2 separate regions of the Homo sapiens genome follow, and region 2 is linked to region 1. A link is a contact called in ENCODE Hi-C or POLR2A ChIA-PET data. All regions are on one chromosome and are shown on one strand. The core of a region is the stretch at or near the end of the contact, and the rest is flanking DNA. Distances in the headings are between cores, read along the strand shown.

Evidence for each region. A loop is a pair of places that touch in the nucleus more often than their neighbours do. ChIA-PET counts read pairs that join two places held with the same protein, here RNA polymerase II (POLR2A). Pooled maps may share reads with other maps.
Region 2: a loop to region 1 is called in a pooled map, with 9 times the contacts of the local background. The contact joins the promoter of C11orf24 here to the promoter of KDM2A in region 1. A Hi-C loop is called at or near these places in 1 of 37 single-sample maps with no recorded cell type and 5 of 50 pooled maps. POLR2A ChIA-PET finds 5 or more read pairs at or near these places in 1 of 52 experiments (A549).

Annotation. Positions count from the first base shown.
Region 1 is chr11:67,115,115-67,121,371 of GRCh38, reverse strand. KDM2A (lysine demethylase 2A) reads right to left here and starts at 2,109. Exons shown (of 21, transcript NM_012308.3): 1 at 1,323-2,109; 2 at 14-138. The coding sequence starts at 55. LOC107984341 (a long non-coding RNA gene) reads left to right here and starts at 3,024. Exons shown (of 2, transcript NR_160735.1): 1 at 3,024-4,138. RefSeq lists silencers at 968-1,057, 1,583-1,722, 1,903-1,972, 2,113-2,552, 2,733-3,012 and 2 more and an enhancer at 2,623-2,672.
Region 2 is chr11:68,270,238-68,277,059 of GRCh38, reverse strand. It overlaps C11orf24 (chromosome 11 open reading frame 24), which reads left to right and starts at 5,087. Exons shown (of 4, transcript NM_022338.4): 1 at 5,087-5,203. LOC105369363 (a long non-coding RNA gene) reads right to left here and starts at 4,958. Exons shown (of 3, transcript XR_950248.3): 1 at 4,884-4,958. RefSeq lists silencers at 2,951-3,010, 4,890-5,289 and an enhancer at 4,124-4,978.

The DNA of each region.
Region 1 (6,257 bases), core at 860-3,359:
AGAAAATACTAACCAATCTCTGGCTGTAACGAATCCTTTCTTCTTCGGGTTCCATCTCTCACTCTTCTGTTGAAATTACTGTAAAGAAACCACTCCAGGGCTGCCTTCCTCTTCCTCCTTAGGAACCAGATTGCAACACTAAAGAATAATGATATAAGCAGAAATGAGAACTCATTCTCAAACTTGTGCTTTCTGTTCACGGAAAGGAGTATTTAAGGTAAGTGTTAAAGGCTCTCTGAAAAATCAGGTTCCTCTTCATGAGTTTGGGACCTTTCTGCTCTTGGGCAAGTGGTTCCATGTCATGTTCAACATTAATCACATTACAACTGTCGGAGGCCTAGACGAAACGAGATGTTGGTTTCAGTTCCTTGTGGAAGGGCCACACCACCAGTTTCTCCCCACAGGATTACAACTAGCAAGGATCTCCTTCATGGCAGCATCAGCAAGAAAAAAAAAAAGCCCAGGACTTTTATCTCCAGAGAGCTGACCAGGTGAAGCACCACTGAACTAATCCAGATCCTAACCAAATTAGTTCTCTCTCACCGGTAATCAGAAACTAAAGGAAAGAAGGGCAAACTGACTATGTAAAAAGAGGACAAAAAATTAGGATTTAAATGACCCCAAAACAATTTCCCATACCCCTCCTGTAAGGCCGTGCACAATCGTCGCCTTCCTTTCTAGACTCCCCGGATCTTATCATTCCCAAATCTACCCTCCACCCCAACACAAGATGTGCACAACTCTGAAACAAATTTCAGAGGTGCAAATCAAGGACCAAAATTCCATCTGATCTTTTTGGATAAAGTAATAAAATAAACGATTGCATCTAAGGATACAAGGAAAATACATCTTGTCCAAAAATTAAATAAAAGACCGGCCGGCGCGACGGTCAATCCGTAATACCAAGAAAGGGTTTTCTTTTTTCTAAATATTCTCGTGGATAATGGCTTCCATTGAGAACACAGGTTCCCCCCGTTTTTGTCACTACATTACAGCCACGTTAACAGCATCCTTTCAAAACTGCTACGAGACCAGAGGACCCGATGACACAGTTTGCAGAGCAGTTAGAGGCAGAGCCCTCCCGGAGGAAGCCCTGGCCCGAAGTCGGGAGGGAAACCGTGCTTGCACCCCCTGGGCGACGACCGCCTGGGCATGGAGCAGCCAGGGCCGGAGAGGAAAAAGGGCGAATCTCGCTGGGCTCCCCCAGGAAAAGGCGTTTCAATGGTTCACCCATCGGAAAAAGAGATAGAAACTTTGCATTCAGTCTTTGGATAACACAGTCAACCAAACTTCCAAATGAGGGGGGGGAGGGGGAAACTCACCGGAGATTCTGCTCTTGAGTTCTTGTCCAAGTGAGAAGTAAAAGATTCCAAAGCTGAGAGGAATAATTAAATCCCAAACGTCGTCTTCGGTTTTTCCGTGGATCAACCCAGTATCCAGAGAGGGTCAGAGCGACCAGGAAAAGGGAGCAAACAGTTGCTGAATCAAACCTTCTCTTCTGGCTTTGGAGACCGGGAGTCGGAGGCGTCAGGAGAGAGGAGCGCGACCCCTCGGCGCCGAGCCCGGGGCGCCCCCGCCTCCCCCAGGCCAGCGGTCAGCAGCCCGGGCCCGAGCCCCGGGCCGGCCCCGGCCGCAGGGAGCGCCCTCCTCGCCGTGCCCTCGGCCAGCAGGGGCTGGTCGCCTGCGGGAGCAGCGGCCGATCAGCTGAGACCGGCCGGCCCGAGGCTCCCCGCGCCGCCCCGGCCCCCCGGAACGCGGGCCCCGGCCCCGGGGGGCGGACAGGGCGGGAGCGGCGCGGCGCGCCGGGATGGGGGCCCTGGCTCCCCTCGCGTCTCCCCCTCAGGTCTGGCTCCGCGCTGCGGGACGAGCCCCCCGGCTACTCCCCAGTCGCAGAAGAGGGATTCCGGGGGATGGGCCCCCTGGCGTTGCCCCTCCTCCCGGAGCGTCCCCTGCCCAGGAAAGACAGAGCGGCCACGGGCCCAGCCGCTGGGAAGGTGCTCCGAGAGCCGCCGCCGCCGCCGCCGCTGCCGGGGAGGGGTGTTGTTTCCCTCACACAGGAGGAGCCGCTGAAGCAGCCGCCGCCATTTTGAACCCGTCAGACTCTCACATACACACAGCTCCTCCGAGGCGCACTGCGCAGGCGCCACCTCCCCACCCCTCCTCCAGCTCGCCTCTCCACCCCCCCACCCCCTTCAGGCCTCCCTGCGCTTCTTACCGCTCTCCCGGGCGCGCGTGAACGCGCACGCGTCACTCCCCTCTAACGCGGACACACCGCCGGCGCGCGCACGCGCGGATGCGTCGGCCTCGAATCGCCCGCGCCCCGCGACGCCGACGCGGCTCCCTGCGCCCCCTCGCGTCAGGCCGCCCGCCCTCCCTCCCTCCCGCCAGCCCGCCGCCCCCGCTCCCCGTCGGCGTTCTTCCAGGGCTCGGGCCTGGCTGGCTGCTCGCGCCTGCGCGCAGGGCACCGATCCTCCTCCGCGCGCCCTCCCCCCACACACCCTCACACACACTTCGCCTCTGCGACCCCGCCCCTCGCGGCCAGCTGTGCTGGCCGCCCTCCCCCACCCCCCTGGGAGGGTGGTGACCCCCGACCCCCCACAAAGCACATCACCCCCCCCAAGCAGTGGGAGATCTGCGTCCCCTTCCCCTTCAACCGCCTTTGGCCCCAGGCTGCCCGTCACAGTCACACAACCTGAGGGCCGGGAGGCCTGGGCCAGGGCAACCGATACCCGCCTCAAAGCAGGGTCTCCCGGGGTCAAGCCGCCGGGCTGGGCCCGCGGGACCTGGGCTCCCGGCTCAGGCCTGCCCAGGGCGAGAGGGCGCAGGGAAGGGGCGCATGGCCGCCGGCTGCCCTCCCTTCGCGTGCCGGCCGGTGGGCCGAGGCCGGCTTGCCCGCCATTCCCGGGCAGGCCCCGGCGCCGCCGCCACGGGGCCCGTCTGCCCTGGGCCCGGGGGCTCCTCGGTGCAGCGGCCTGGCCCCGCCTCACCCACTGCTCGTCGCTCCGAAGGGGCAGGAAACAGGAGTAGCATGTCTGTCCTGGGCTCGGCTCCCCGGGGGTGCTGCAGGCGCTTAACAAGGGCGTCCACAGGTACCAGGCGCAGAAGCGGTCTCCGCGACGGCCCGGGGGCGGTGGCGGCCGGCGCGCCCACCGCCGGCCGGAGGCGCCCGGCGAGGTGGCCCAGGAAGCCCCCGCTCCTCGGCCACGCTCAGCTTTCCGCCGCGCCGGTGCCCCCGGCGGCCCGGGTGGGACGTGACCCCGCCCCCGGCGAGTCGGGGCGCCCCCCACGGAGGGGTGCGCGGGCCGCCCCCGGCCCCCGGCCCGACCCTGCCGCCCTGGGCCGTGGCGGGCGCGGGAGGCCCGGCCGGGAAGATGTCTCCTGTTGGTGCGCGCAGCTTCGCGCGGGGGTCAGCGACGGGGCAGCAGCCGCCCGAGCTGCGCCGGCCCTGCCCACGGACCGACTCCCGCGGCCCGACAGCTGCCCGACGGGCCAGCAGGCTCCGAACGTCGACGGAGCCCGGCCGGAGGTACCCGAGCAGTGCCATGCGAGCAGCCCAGCCGCGATCCGGGCATTTCCCCAGCCAATCTCTTGCTCTGGGGCCCGTTTAAATTCTAAATCCCACAAAGGACGGTGGCTGGGGCGTTACACATCGGGGTTGGCACTATTGGCTCCACTACGCCCTTGCTGAGCGGTGTCACACAAATCTTTTTCTCCCTGCCTTGGTTTCCCACTCTTTAAGCTCTGACTCCTGGAAGCAGGGAATGGAGCAGAGAGGTAGGGCATGGAGTGAATCATATAACCTGCATAAACAGCCATCAACTCTTTCAGGAGGACGTTAGCGAGACAATTAAAATAATGATACCTTCTAATTCTATCAAGGCTTGAACTCCAAGGTAAAAGCGCTACGTAAATGCAAGGTATTATTATTTATTACCACAGAAGGTTTTTCTGCATGCACAACTTGGGGAGTTTGTACAGACATTCTCTGCTTTGTTTCACAACATCCTTAGGAGACAAGCTAAAGTGCCTGTTAGCGCTATATTCATTTTAAAGATAGACAACTGAAGTATAGAAAGGTTAAAGAGCTTGCATAATTACTCCAACAGCCGACTGAAACATCTCACAAACAGCAAAAAAGGTTTGTTAATAAGATATCATCTTCTTGCGTTCTAGTCACTGGGAAATATTCTTTATTTTGATACCAGTTTTGTTCAGACTTCTTAGATTTTCAGAGCACTGATACGAAGAAGATAATCACAGAAACTGTATCAGATCTAAAGCCTCTTTAAATCTTTCCGACTATGGTAAAGTATATTTTAAAAGCAGCAGTCTCTCACACTGGTGCTACCAGATATGGCCCCATAAGCATCTGGCTCTCTGTAGTTATAGAAAAAGTCAGCAGCTCGTTTTGTTTGTTTTTTAAGCAGGAGAGAAAGCTTTTGCCATTGTCAGATTAAGTGTTGGGCCTTGTTGCTATTTGCAAAATAAACAGCTTTATTTCCTTCCCACTCACCCTTATAACCCAGGGAATACTTGGCGGCAAAGAGAAAGTCTCTAGGAGTAGCTCAACTTGGTCTTGCCCTTTTTCTTAACATTCAGACCCCCTTAAGTAATTAACCCTCAAGGAGGTGAGTTGCACACCCTTGGCAATCAGATACCTCCAAGTTTAATTCAGATGGGCATGCTGGGAGAACCCTAGAAAGGCTTTAGAACAGGCCGGGCGCGGTGGCTCACGCCTGTAATCCCAGCACTTTGGGAGGCCAAGGCAGGTGGATCACCTGAGGTCAGGCGTTCAAGACCAGCCTGGCCAACATGGCAAAACCCTGTCTCTACTAAAAAAAAAATACAAAATTAGCCGGGCGTGGTGGTGCATGCCTATAATCCCAGTTACATGGGAGGCTGAGGCAGGAGAATCACTTGAATGCAAGAGGTGGAGGTTGCAGTGAGCCGAGATGGCGCCATTGCACTCCAGCTTGGGCTACAGAGTGAGACTCCATCTCCCCGCCCCCCCCCCAAAAAAAGGCTCTAGAACAATAATAGTAGTACTTATTTTGAATGGGACTGCCAGTAGAGCAAGATTTGTCAGATTGCAGCCAGCTCTTTTGCCGTAGGAAACCATTTGTTAACTAGTCTGCGTTGGGGGAACGGGACATTTAAACAGATATACACAATGGTTTCTCCACAGGCAGGCTTTGTTAATAATCCAGAGCAGATATATAGGGTGAGATAAGAGGTAGACAGATGGCTAGTGATTCCTCCCGCCATCACAGTGGCTCTGATTGGCAAGGACAGATCTGTGAGGCTGCATTGCCCTAAAACAGCCATTTGCAGGGAGAATAGAGCTTGGGGGATTCCCCAACTATGAACTCTCTGGCTTCAACCCTGACAATGGTATATGGGAAGAAGGAAATAAAAATGCATTCTAGAGGCATTGAGAACAGGGTCCCTGGCTGGAATAAATTGGCATCTTAATAAGATATTAATAAATCACTGCCTTTTTGAGCAAAGCTAAGACTCAACAAATGCTGAGAGTGAAAATCCAGTCACCATTTTCTTTTCTCTTATTTTCTCTTCTTTTCTTTTTTTGGGATGGAGTTTTGCTCTTGTTGCCCAGGCTGGAGTGCAGTGGCTCAATCTTGGCTCACTGCAACCTTCACCTCCTGGGTTCAAGCAATTCTCCCGCCTCAGCCTCCAAGTAGCTGGGATTACAGGCGTCCGCCACCACGCCCGGCCCACCCATTTCTTTTGGGAGACTTTAGGGTGTGAAAAGAGAACTCTTTAGTCTGGTTAAGCTAAACTATTTCCAATTTCTCCTTAAATGTTAAGGAGGAAGTAAAGATGTCCCAAACAGTGTAGGTCTAAACTAAAATAGAGAAGTTGGTTGTGAAGGTTCCCCAGGAGGTAGCATAATCAGTGGCTAAAAAGCTTTGGCCGGGCGCCATGGCTCACGCCTGTAATCCCAGCACTTTGGGAGGCCGAGGCAGGCGGATCATGAGGTCAGGAGTTTGAGACCAGCCTGGCCAACATAGTGAAACCCCGTCTCTACTACAAATACAAAAAATAGCTGAGCATTGTAGTCCCTGCCTGTAATCCCAGCCACTCAGGAGGCTGAGGCAGGAGAACCGTTTGAACCAGGGAGGCGGAGGTTGCAGGGAGCCGAGATCGCGCCACTGCACTCCAGCCTGGGCAACAGAGGGAGACTCCGTCTCAAAAAAAAACAAACAAAAAAAGAGACTGAGGTGGAGGATTGCTGGAGC
Region 2 (6,822 bases), core at 3,838-6,337, 1.2 Mb before region 1:
CAGAGGGAGTTTCCGGTGACAAGGGAAGGGCTTCTGCCTGGTGTGACGAAGGTGGCACCGTGGAGGGGTTCGGAATGGTTTGGGACTCAGGGACTTCAAGTTGTTCCAAACTCTAGAGAATCCTCTTCCAAATACCAGAGTCCTGCTCTTTTGTAATCAATAATAGTAACAACGGGCCCAGGGGTGGTGGCTCACGCCTGTAATCCCAGCACTTTGGGAGGCCAAGGCAGGCAGATCACCTGAGGTCAGGAGTTTGAGACCAGCTTGGCCAACATGGCGAAACCCCGTCTCTACTAAAAATACAAAAATTAGCTGGGTGTGGTAGCACACGCCTGTAATCCCAGCTACTAGGGAGGCTGAGGCAAGAGAATCGCTTGAACTCAGGGGGTGGAGGTTGCAGTGAGCCAAGATCGCGCCACTGCACACCAGCCTGGGCAACAGGACAAGACTCCATCTCAAAAGCAAAACAAAAACAAACAAAAAAACACACAAAAAAAGTGGCTAATACTCAGTCCTCTCTGTGTAATGCCCCATTATAAGCAATTTACATGCACTCATATATCATTGAATTCCCATAGCCATCTGATGAGGCAGGTCCTATTACTCCTCTGTTTTAGCATACAGTTGATTCTCATGATTCATAGATTCCACATTTGCAAATTCACTTAGTAGGTAAAAAATTTATGTGTAACCTCCCCCCCTCCCCCCACAAATCAATACTTGCAGCGTTTCTGAGGCCATGAGCCTGTACATGCCATGTGCCTGGAGTGGGGAAAATCCGAGTCGCCGCGTGTTGGAGTCCCTGGCTGAGACCCAGCAAGCACTCTCTCTCTGCCCTCATTTCTGCTCACCTACTGCCAACAACTGTCCTTTTCTTGGTCTGTTTAGCGCCACATTTTTGTCATTTTTTGCTTTTTTTTGGGTGGCGGTTTTGCATTTTTAAATGGCCCCCACACGTAGGGTTGAAGTGTTATCTAGTGTTCCTCAGTGCAAAAGGTGTGTCTTAGGGAGAAAATACATGTTAGATGTACTTCATTCAGGCATGAGTTACATGCCATTGTCTGTGGGTTTGATACCAGTGGGCTGGGGAGGTGCCCAAACGCAGGTGGGACCTTGACCCCGGGCTCTTGACGTCATTACGAAAAGGAATTCAAGGATGAGTCAGAAAATAGTGAAAGTACAAAGACTTATTACCAGGTGAAAATTACATACTCAAGAAAGAGGAATGCAGGCCTACTCAAGAGAAAGTCGAGCAATGGTTCGGGGTTTCTACCTTTATGGGTTTCTTCAACCAAGAGGTGGAATATTCATGAAAATTCCTGGGAAAAGGTAGAGATTTCTTGGAGCGGTGGTGTCACCCATTTATGCGCCAAATCTGAGTGTTCCTGAAATTGTCATGGTACTGGTGGTTGTGTGTTTAGTATGTTAATGAGCACATAATGAGGTCCTAGGGGAAGCCTGGGTCAAGCCCAGCACCATGTTGGGTCCAGTTGGTCTTAGCCAGCTTGGTTCATACCTTGGCTTTTCAGGGTCTTAGAAGACGATAGTCTCTAGTTATGTAAAACTGCTGCCTGGAATTTAATTCTCCTGTGACCACCCTATATTATTCCCATCTCATTTTCAATGTTAATTAATGAGTCAATAATAGACATTAAATAAGGCTTCTTTTTGTTTGTTTCTGTTTTGTTTTGTTTGAGATGAAGTCTCGCTCTGTTGCCCAGGCTGGAGTACAATGGCGTGATCTTGGCTCACCGTAGCCTCCACCTCCCGGGTTCAAGTGATTCTCCTGCCTCAGCCTCCCCAGTAGCTGGGACTATAGGCATGGGCCACCACACTTGGCTAATTTTTGTGATTTTAGTGGAGATAGGGTTCCACCATGTTGGCCAGGCTGGTCTTGAACTCCTGACCTCAGGTGATCCATCTGCCTCGGCCTCCCGAAGTGCTGGGATTATAGGCATGAGCCACTGTGTCTGGCCTAAATAAAGCATCTTTAATAGAAACACACACACAAAAACAAAGTTATGTATATTGATCTGTTGATAAAAATGTTGTGATCAGAGGTTCACAGGAACCTAACCCTGTATCTTCCCTAGGAGCTGTGGTTTCCAAGGAGCAGTATTTGCTAAGTCCGTGTACTGGGTGACTTTATTCAACATAACTACTGCAAATACCAGAATTGACTATGATGAAACGGAGGCACAGAGCCTAAGCCTCTTGTTTGTTGTCATTTAGCAAAAAAATGAAGGATCTGAAGCCAGGCAGTGCCATTCCAGAGCCCTAACTTTCAAATGTCATATCTACAAGGTCTTACATTCAAATAACATTGTAAATTCAACAACAAAGAGACCAAGCTCCAAGTTTATTCAGCTATTTCTGCACAGAAGGCACCTGAAATGATCTGTGCCTGGAAACAAAAGGTAGAGGATGTAAGTGTATCATTCTCTATTTTATCCACAGCCCTCAGAAGCAGCTGGTCTGCCTGGCTTTACTCTCCATAACACTCCACAGAACAGTTTTGCAGTTCCCAGAGCTGTGCCTTCAATGGACACTAGGTTTCAGGTGACCAAAGATGCTATCAGAGAATATGACTTTCTCATAGGAGAGAATGAGTTTCCCGGTATGTTGGACCATCTCAGCCAGATATTTCTGTGTCAGAAACCCATCAGTAACACTCTAGACTGGAGATCAGCAAATAGATTCTGTAAAGGGCCAGAGAGTAAATATTTTAGGACTTGTGAGCCATATAGTCTCTACAACTAGTCGACTGTGCCCTTTTATCATCAGATAATACCTAATGAAGAGGCATGACTCTGTTCCAATAGAAATTTAAGAAAGCAGATGGGCTGGGCGCGGTGGCTCACGCCTGTAATCCCAACACTTTGGGAGTCCAAGGCGGGCGGATCACTAGGTCAGGAGATCAAGACCATCCTGGCTAACATGGTGAAACCCCGTCTCTACTAAAAATACAAAAAATTAGCTGGGCGTGGTGGCGGGCGCCTGTAGTCCCAGCTACTCGGGAGGCTGAGGCAGAAGAACGGCGTGAACCCGTGAGGCGGGGCTTACAGTGAGCCGAGATGGCGCCACTGCACTCCAGCCTGGGCGACAGAGCAAGACTCCGTGTCTAAAAAAAAAAAAAAAAAGCAAGCAGATGGAGGTCTAGCTGCCCAGCTGCTCTAGAGGAGAGGCTGTGTCTTATGTTTGTAATTTCAGCCCCAGCAGTAAAAATTGTCCCTATGTTGCCAAAGAGGAAATGAAAACAGAGTCACAGTCATTGATTTTTTTTTTTTTTTTTTTTTTTTTTTTTAGAAGGAGTCTCGCTCTGTCGCCCAGGCTGGAGTGCAGTGGTGAGATCTCGGCTCACTGAAGCCTCCCCCTCCCAAGTTCAAGCAATTTTCCTGTCTCAGACTCCCGAGTAGCTGGGAATACAGGCACACGCCACCACGCCTGGCTAATTTTTATATTTTTAGTAGAGACGGGTTTCACCATATCGGTCAGGCTGGTCTCAAACTCCTGACCTCAGGTGATCCGCCCGCCTTGGCCTCCCAAAATGTTGGGATTACAGGCGTGAGCCACCGCGCCCAGCCCAGTCATTGATTTTTGAAAAGGGCAGGCAAAGAACTAAAATCTGCCTGCCGATTGTATATTTTCACTTCTGGAGTGAGCCTCAATACTGTACTTCATGTTAGATCCGAACTAGTTGGAAAAATTAAAGCAAATACATAGTGAAAGGATCTGATCTTCACATGATCCAACCGGCGTTGGGTCTCAGCAAACCCAACTTTGCAGGTTAAATTCCACACATGAACTGTGGTTGAACTGGGGATGGTGGTGGTGACATCAAATCGCATTTCAGGTGCTCCCAGAGCTCGGAGTGGATGGTAGATCCTGTCTTTGCCCAATCTCAGCTTTCTGTGTCTCTTAGCTTCCTAGCCGAAGACCCCAAGGCAGGTTATAAAACTGGAAATAAAGTCTTGGTTTGCTCCTGTGAAATCATCCTTCGCAGACAGGTTTTGGTTTGGACCGGGGGATGCCTGAGGGTCTTATACAGACTGGGATTCAGTCACAGAACTACTAACTTGCAAAGCCTATTTCTTTCTTTCTTTTTTTTTTTTGGAGACAGAGTCTCGCTCTGTCGCCCAGGCTGGAGTGCAGTGGCACGATCTCTGCTCACTTCAACCTCCACCTCCCAGGTTCAAGCAATTCTCCTGCCTCAGCCTCCCGAGTAGCTGGGACTACAGGCGCACGCCACCACGCCCGGCTAATTTTTTGTATTTTAGTAGACACAGGGTTTCACCATGTTGCCCAGGCTGGTCTCGAACTCCTGAGCTCAGATAATCCGCCCGTCTCGGCCTCCCAAAGTGCTAGGATTACAGGCAAGAGCCACCGCGCCTGGCCTGCAAAGCCTATTTCTAACCAAAGTCAAGTCCCACACACTTGCCTCTAAATTGCGTTTTGCTCCTTTGTTATCCCAGGTTTTACAATTACAGAGCACTTGATGAGCCTGTTTCCACGTCTGTAAAATGAGGCGAAGTTCTTCACTGTGCTATTGCAGAATTAAGCCACTGGCTCTATAGGCAAAGTGCTTAGCACGGGCGTGGCACGCTGCGGGTGCACAGAAACGCTCGCTGCCACCCCACCCTTAACTACCGGGCACCCCAGCGCCCCGCCAGGGGCTGAAGAAACGTGGGAGGAAGCGGAGGAACGCGAAGGGCGTGTGCCCGCGAAAGGTCTCACGAGGCGTTTCGAGGTCGCCTCTTCAGGCTCGGCTGCCGACAAGGTGCCTCTGAGCTCACCCAGCCCAACCCGCGCACCCCGGGACCCCAAGACGGCAGCGGGCACAGCTGGGCAGCAGAGACCCGGGAACACCCACTTCCGCCACAGACCTGCTCAAAATAGCTCCTTCTGGCAGCGCGCAAGAAGTGGCCCGAGCCGGCCCCGGGGAGGCGGGGCCTGAGAGCAGACAACCCCCCCACTTCCGGCTCGCCTCCGTTCGCCACAGGCCCCGCCGCAGCCGCTCTTCGCCCCGGCCAGCAGGCCCGCCCCGCCCTCCGTGACGTCATTTCCGGCGTTTGGGCGGGGCCCGGGCAGGGCGCGCTGCCCGGAGCTGCCTGGGTTGCGCTGCCGGCCACGTCCCCGCGCCGGGCCTCAGGCTCCTTCCTACTGTCCGAGGGCCACCAGGCCGCCGGGGGCCTGCTGCGCCCGGGTAAGGGGCTCGCACTGCCGTCCGGGTAGCTGCTGTCAGGGCTCCCTGACTGGCTTGGGACTGAGAGACAGAGGTTGGGGGGCAGGAGGAGGGTTGGATGGGGGCACGAGGGGCAGTGGGAGAGTGAGTGGGGCTGAGAGAGGCAGGAGGAACGGGACAGGAGGAGCGGCGGATGGGGCACGCACAGAGTGCAAGACGCTGAGCAATGCAGGTACTGAAGAAGTCAACTGGGGGCCGAGCATGGCTGGGGGCCCAAGAGACAGGAGGAGGGAGGAGGGCCGAAGGGGGCCCAGACTGGAGAAGAGGCCGGCTTGTCCCATTGTGGGAGCAGAATGGGGACACTCTGGAAGGGGGCCGAATTTGTCCTGGGGTCTTTCCCGGGCAAGCCCAGGACGGGACTGGACCCCAAGAAGTGTCGCTCTTACTTGAGTGACACAGACCTATCCCCCAGACCCTCTCTCTACCTGGGTGGAGGTTGTGCATTGCCCCAGATTCCCTCCCCTGCCCATCTGTCTCCCTGCCTGCTTCCCCCGTGCGAGTCACTTAGTAGCCCCCGTGTGGCTGCTTAGCATGTTGACTTAATCGTTAGGCTGATAGGAGGAATCGGCCTCCACACGCATGGTTTGCCACCAGAAATAATCATCGTGCTTAGAAATCTGACTGTAATAACTTGCAGCTATCCCTCGCCCCAGGAAAATCTCTAACATTTCGATAAAATCAGCTAGGAAAATCTTTAAAATACAGATGTTTCCATTTATACAGTGGATCTGCCTAATGGACAAAGGAATGTCAGAGCTACCCACGTTCTTAGCAAAAACTAGGCCCTAGTATTTAGCTGTGTTACCAAAACTTCCAGAAACCTGGAAGCAAGCAAGGTAGTTAATGTAATATAATAAATGTCCAATGTTCTAGGTTCCCGTCTGCCACAGAGTCACATCCTTTGGACTACAGGACAATGTCTATATACACAAAGCCATAAGTCTGTGTTCCTTGGGCTTCTGCTACCAAAGTTCAGCCAGGTGACGTGTCAGGATTAGGTACCTGCAGTTTGCCCTGTATTTGTGTTTGCAGTTCCTACTCCTTGGTATCTGTAGCTTGCCTAACTTGGTGTGGGGGCCTGGCCATGTTGCGGCTGAGTGAGTCTTAATAGCCTGATAGAATGTGGGGGTAACAGCTGTAGTCCTTTACCAAGCTTCAGGATTGGTCTTTGGAACCTCTCTATGCCAGAAAAAAAGAATTAAGTTATTTCTTTCCCTTTTTTTTTTTTTTTAAGAGATGGGGTCTCACTATGTTGCCCAGGCTGAACTCAAACTTCTGGGCTTGTAATCCTCCCACCTCAGCCTCCTGAGTGTCTGGGATTACAGGCATGCAGCACCACGCCTGGAGTCCAGTTTTGTGTAACTTGCATAAAGTGCGCCACATATAACAAGCCAAGGTTCGGAACACAAGAATTCAGACAAGATGCCTTGGGAGGCATCTCGAGGTCATGAACCAGAAAAGGATAGGGAGGTTGACACCCAGGGGCATAGTTGGGGGTGCCTTTGTCATGGAGTGTCACATGGCTCAAGGGAGTATCCTGTTGCACCTTCCTTGCAGATCCTATGGGGAGCTGACCCCTG